Linked DNA regions of Homo sapiens: region 1 is linked to region 2. Evidence: chromatin contacts called from ENCODE Hi-C or POLR2A ChIA-PET data. All regions are on one chromosome and are shown on one strand. The core of a region is the stretch at or near the end of the contact, and the rest is flanking DNA. Distances in the headings are between cores, read along the strand shown. Region 1 overlaps CALCOCO2 (calcium binding and coiled-coil domain 2). Region 2 holds the start of PRAC2 (PRAC2 small nuclear protein).

Evidence for each region. Hi-C counts contacts between places; a loop is a spot of excess contacts on that map. ChIA-PET counts read pairs that join two places held with the same protein, here RNA polymerase II (POLR2A). Pooled maps may share reads with other maps.
Region 1: a loop to region 2 is called in a pooled map, with 2.4 times the contacts of the local background. The contact joins the enhancer-like site here to the promoter of PRAC2 in region 2. A Hi-C loop is called at or near these places in 3 of 50 pooled maps. POLR2A ChIA-PET finds 5 or more read pairs at or near these places in 5 of 52 experiments (A673, HEK293T, Panc1 and 2 more).

What each region holds. Positions count from the first base shown.
Region 1 is chr17:48,836,440-48,839,139 of GRCh38, forward strand. All of the region lies in intron 1 of CALCOCO2 (calcium binding and coiled-coil domain 2), which reads left to right. Among named protein-coding and RNA genes, the nearest start is that of CALCOCO2, 6.8 kb to the left of the region's middle. Within about 2 kb of position 1,257, at least 2 of the 41 ENCODE cell types and tissues checked have a DNase peak (open chromatin) inside an H3K27ac peak, as active enhancers do.
Region 2 is chr17:48,721,735-48,724,434 of GRCh38, forward strand. PRAC2 (PRAC2 small nuclear protein) reads left to right here and starts at 1,451. Exons shown (of 2, transcript NM_001282275.2): 1 at 1,451-1,579; 2 at 2,594-2,700. The coding sequence starts at 2,677. PRAC1 (PRAC1 small nuclear protein) reads right to left here and starts at 784. Exons shown (of 2, transcript NM_032391.3): 1 at 584-784; 2 at 1-165. The coding sequence starts at 658. The coding sequence ends at 67. MIR3185 (microRNA 3185) reads right to left here; the gene lies at 2,674-2,700. RefSeq lists enhancers at 730-1,244, 1,245-1,760.

The DNA of each region.
Region 1 (2,700 bases), core at 7-2,506, 110 kb after region 2:
TACCATTGTTTACCTACAAAGCCCCTTCCTTTTTTACTTTTTGATGAATGATGTGCATATCTTGTTAGTTCATTTATCCAACAAATACTTAATCAGTGATTACTACACCTTAGGCATTGTGTTATGTATACAATGGTGATAGTGTTGTGAAGGAAAAGAAATGGGGATAAGGTACTTGGTACCTGTGTACAATGAGGGTTTCTCTTGGATGCTATGGGAGAATGGGCAGGGAGGTTTCTCAGCTTGCAGACCCTTTATTTCCAAGTGGTCTACTGACATATGGAGGCCAGCGTATGAGGGGCAGTCCCGGAAGTCACTCTTTTTTTTTTTTTTTTTTTTGGAGATAGAGTTTTGCTCTTATTGCCCAAGCTGGAGTGCAGTGGTGCGATCTCAGCTCACTGCAACCTCCGCCTCCCAGGTTCAAGCTATTCTGCCTCAGCCTTCTGAGTAGCTGGAATTACAGATGCATGCCACCACACCCAGCTAATTTTTTGTATTTTTAGTAGAAATGGGGTTTCACCATGTTAGCCAGCCTGCTCTTGAACTCCTGACCTCAGGTGATCTGCCTGCCTTGGCCTCCCAGTGCTGGGATTACAGGCATGAGCTACCACACGCAGCACTCAGAAGAACACTCAGAACACTCTTATCTGAGTGTTCTTCATGATCCGCAAAGGACAAGTTAAGTAATTTTACACGCACAGATAAATTGGTGCTCCAGGCTTAGGACAGAGGGATATGCTGGCCTCCATATGACGGTAGACCACTTGGAAATAAAGGGTCTGCAAGCTGAGAAACCTCCCTGCCCACTCTCTCATAGCATCCAAGAGAAACCCTCATTGTACACAGGTAACAGTTTATTATAGGGAAAAATCTTGACCTAGACTGGAATGTGAACATTCCCCCACCGTTGAAAAACTCTTTTGAGCCGGGCATGGTGGCTCATGCCTGTAATCCCAGCACTTTGGGAGGCTGAGGTGGGTGGATCACCTGAGGTCAGGAGTTCAAGACCAGCCTGGCCAACATGGTGAAACCCCCTCTGTACTAAAAATACAAAAAATTAGCTGGGCATGGTGGCGTGCACCTGTAGTCCCAGTTACTCAGGAGGCTGAAGCAGGAGAATTGCTTGAACCCCAGAGGCGGAGGTTGCAGTGAGCTGAGATACCGCCACTGCACTCCAGCCTGGGGAACAGAGCGAAACTCTGTCTAAAAAAAAAAAATGGAAAGAAAAACTTTTGAGGTTTGAGGTTGAGGATGTGGCTAAACTGTGTCACAAACCAGAAAGTCAATGCATTTTTTAGTTCCTTAACTCAATTTCAAGAATAGACAGTTTAGTGCTCCAAAGTCCTGTTGCCTTCTTTATGAAAAAACTGACTTCTGGGGAGTTGGAAGAGCAGGCCTGGTTGCTTAGACTTCAAAGTAAAACCAGTAAATAGATAGGATGGGGCTAGAATAAGTATTATGGTTGTTTGGGAGGTCTTGTTTTTTTGGTTATTGTACTTATTTATTTTTAAAAATTATATGTGTGCCAGCCGGGCGCGGTGGCTTACATTGAAGCAGGAAGAGCCACAGACAAAACTCCTCAGACACCGAGTTAACGAAGGATGGGGTTTATTAGGCCGGGGGCATCAGCAAGACTCCTGTCTCAAGAGCTGAGCTCCCCGAGTGAGCAATTCCTGTCCCTTTTAAGGGCTAACAACTCTAAGGGGGTATGCGTGAGAGGGTCGTGATCAATTGAGCAAGCAGGGGGTACATGACTGGGGGCTGCATGTGTCGGTAATTAGATCGTCACAAAACAGGATAGGGATTTTCACAGTGCTTTTCTATACAATGTCTGTAATCTATAGATAACATAACCAATTAGGTCAGGGGTCGATCTTTAACTACCAGGCCCAGGGTGTGGCGCCGGGCTGTCTGCTTGTGGATTTCATTTCTGCCTTTTAGTTTTTACTTTTTTTTTCTTTGGAGACAGAAATTGGGCATAAGACAACATGAGGGGTGGTCTCCTCCCTTAATGTCTGTAATCCTAGCACTTTGGGAGGCCGAGGTGGGCTCATCACGAGGTTAGGAGATCGAGACCATCCTTTCTAACACGGTGAAACCCTGTGTCTACTAAAAATTCAAAAAACTGGCCGGGCATGGTGGCAGGCGTCTGTAGTGCCAGCTACTCGGGAGGCCGAGGCAGGAGAATGGCATGAACCTGGGAGGCAGAGGTTGCAGTGAGCCGAGATCGCGCCACTGCACTCCAGCCTGGGGGACAAAGCGAGACTCTGTCTTAAAAAATATATATATATATAACAATTACATGTGTGCCTGTATGTGTACACAATCTTCCAGCATATACCAATAGCTGAATTTGTAAGATATTATATAGTATTTGCATGTGTATAGCTCTTTCTTCATCTTCTGTGTACAACTGAAATATTTTTTTCATGTCCTAGTAAAACCCTAAATTGAGAATTACGGACTCACTAAATGTTAGACCAGCTAGTCATTTAGAAAACAGTGCATGTGATTTGTTTAAGGGGCAGGAAGTATTAGGTGTCAACAATTAAAATCACTTTGTTTCTTTTTTTTTTTTGAGACGGAGTCTCACTCTGTGTCCCAGGCTGGAGTGCAGTGGCGCAATCTGGCAATCTTGGCTCACTGCAAACTCGGCCTCCCGGGTTCCTGCCATTCTCCTGCCTCAGCCTCCTGAGTAGC
Region 2 (2,700 bases), core at 201-2,700:
AATTTTATTGTATAAATAGAGACAGCGTCTTGCTACATTGCCCAGGCTGGTCTGGAACTCCTGTGCTCAAGGAATCTTCCTGCCTCGGCCTCCCGAAATTCCAGAATTACAGGCTGAGCCATCACTCCTGGTCTCGCCCAGTAGATGTTTCAAAGTAGATGTTTTCTAAAATATTTTACAATATTTACAAATTTTAAATAATAATAACGTTATCAATATTAATTTTGCTTATGCCAGGACTCCATCCCATTGGAGACAAACATTAAGTCTTATGGCAGACCTTACAGCGGGTGCTAGTTCCCACTCCCAAGCCTCTCCCCCGCCTAGGTCCTGCAGGTCCCGCGTGCTGCGAAACATTTTCTTTGTCCCTTTCTGCCCAGGGCGGCTGCCGGTCTCTCCAGGAACCGCGAGTAGGTGCTCCCGCCAGGTGGTATCGGTGAAAGCCTGCTGCTCACCCTTCCCTTGTTTCCCAAAACTTCTGAAGGCTCCCAAATTCCTGGGAGACCCTCTCCCAGGGCCTCCTGATGCAGCTACCATACTGAGCGATCCGTCGATAACGCCCTTGGCCCACCGATCAGTTTACCTTATTAGAGAGAAAAGCACTCTTGGAGGTAGTAAGATGGGCCGGTCCTTGATCTGAGAAATGGGCGCACAACATCGCTGTTCTCTCTGCAAAGGTGGGGACCAGAATCCAGCTTGCCTGACCTTGCAAGCAAGCATCGGCCTAAAGGTTTCAGCCTCCCAGTGGCGCTCTGTTTGCACGCCTTAGGCTAGGAGAGGAAGGACGGGAGCACAGCACTGGGTGCCCCTCTCCCTGTAGAGTCTGGGGCGGGGCTCAGTAAGAAGGCCTGCGGTTGGTGGCTCCCCACCTCATAGCTGCAAGTAGGGGCGAAAGCTGGAGTGTCTCCTCCCAGCAGCCTCCTCGCCTCCCCGCAAACCTCCGAATCTCCCTGGACCTCCTGGTTGCTGTGGCCCTTCCTCCCCTGATTGGCTTCCTCCCTCTTTCCCAAGGCCAGAGAAGTCCTCTCTTCCCCTCACCTTCCTCCCTCTTCCCATAAAACTTTTAGGAAAATGGGGGCGGGGGCGGTGGAGACCACCAGCCTGGAACTTCAAGTTCAATGGCAAAGTCCCTGACCCTCCCCCCAGGCTGGGCGCCAGCATTATTCTAGGGGCGATTAAACTCTTTTGCTGCCCCCTGTGCACCTCCCAGTTCGGGGGCAGTTTAGGGGAGGAGAGAAGGTAATGGTGGAATTCTTTCCCTCACTCTCCCCCGACCACTTCGTCCCCTCCCCCTCATCCCCTCTACACAGAACTAACTGGTAGGGAGAGAGGAAGAAAGGCTGGCATCGGTTCCTCATTGGATGTTTTAAATCTGTCTCAGGCCCAGGCCAGTGCCTGGGGGGAGGGGCGGGGTGTCCTGCTTTTGGGCTAGAGGCCCGGGGCCGCTCCCGAGCTTTCTCCCCTCTTCCCTGGAGAGCGACTGTTCGGGAGGGTGAGAATGGTATAAATTTCAAAAACAACGAAACCTTCTTTTGCCCCCTCCGCAGCAGTCGCCTCCGGGCTTTATTGCAAGTTTACGGTAACGAGTTCATCTATTTAATTCGCGGTTGCAGCTCGGGGATTTCTATTAGACAGGACGGGTTGGGGCCGGGGGGCACAGGGTCTCCCCTGAAGGAAACCCAATTAGAGTGCAGCACTTAGCACCTTCAATATAACTTTAATGAAGGGGGGGAGGGGAGCTGCAGGGAAGAGAAGTTTGCTCTAGGTTGGGGAAGGAAAGCTGGAGCTGCTCCCGAGAACTGGGGGGCCTGGATGAGGCTTTTTCCTGCTTCGAGGGCTTTCCAGCTTCCGGCCCGGGAACTACTATTTGGAGTAGGGATCGCCTGCAGGGAAGGCGGGGCGGATTCTCGGCTGGCGGCGGCCTCGCAGGGTTCCCGGAAGCGCTAGCCAGCCGGAGTAAAACCCGAAAGATGGAGCCTCAGGTTCGCGCTCTGCGTTGCGGGTGCTGGAACCGAGATTCAAAAAGAGCTTCCGGAGGTAGTTTCTACGCATTGCGCCACTACTCCCTTATTCGGCTTCTGGAGGCCTAATAAAATCCACTTGCTTTGGAGTTAGAAATTATTTCGGGCCTGGAGCCCGCGTAGACGCGACCCTGTGATCCCATTTCGTAGCTTGCTGAGAGATTCGCTGCGGGAGTTTGGCTCTGAGGGAGGGGAACGGTCTGGAGGGCAGCTCAGGGTACAATTGCGCCTTGTTAGTGAAAAGGCGCCCTGCTTATTTTCCGGAGTATATGTGTGTGCCTCTGCGTTTATTCGTCTGTGAGCTCATTGTCTGGATTCACCTATTGTGACATTGTGTTCACACGTTTGTCCGAATGGTAAGCAAAACATTTCCTCCTGTAGCTTAACATAGCCCTTATGTAAAAATAAATATCTGCAGGCGAATATAGGTTTGTAGATTTTGTTGTGATTTAAACACAAATAAGTGAGAGATTTCAATGTGGTCGTCCAGGGATAGGTGGGAGACTAAAATTGGGAAGGGATTCCCAATGAAAGCGTTTAATACAAAACGAAATTAAATATTTTTTGCACAGGTTCCATACAAGTAAATCCGAAAAAAAGTGTGTGTGGGGGGGTCCACACCACTAATTATTATGGCGAGGAAGATAAAGAAGACATGGACAGAAGGCGGATGGCTCTG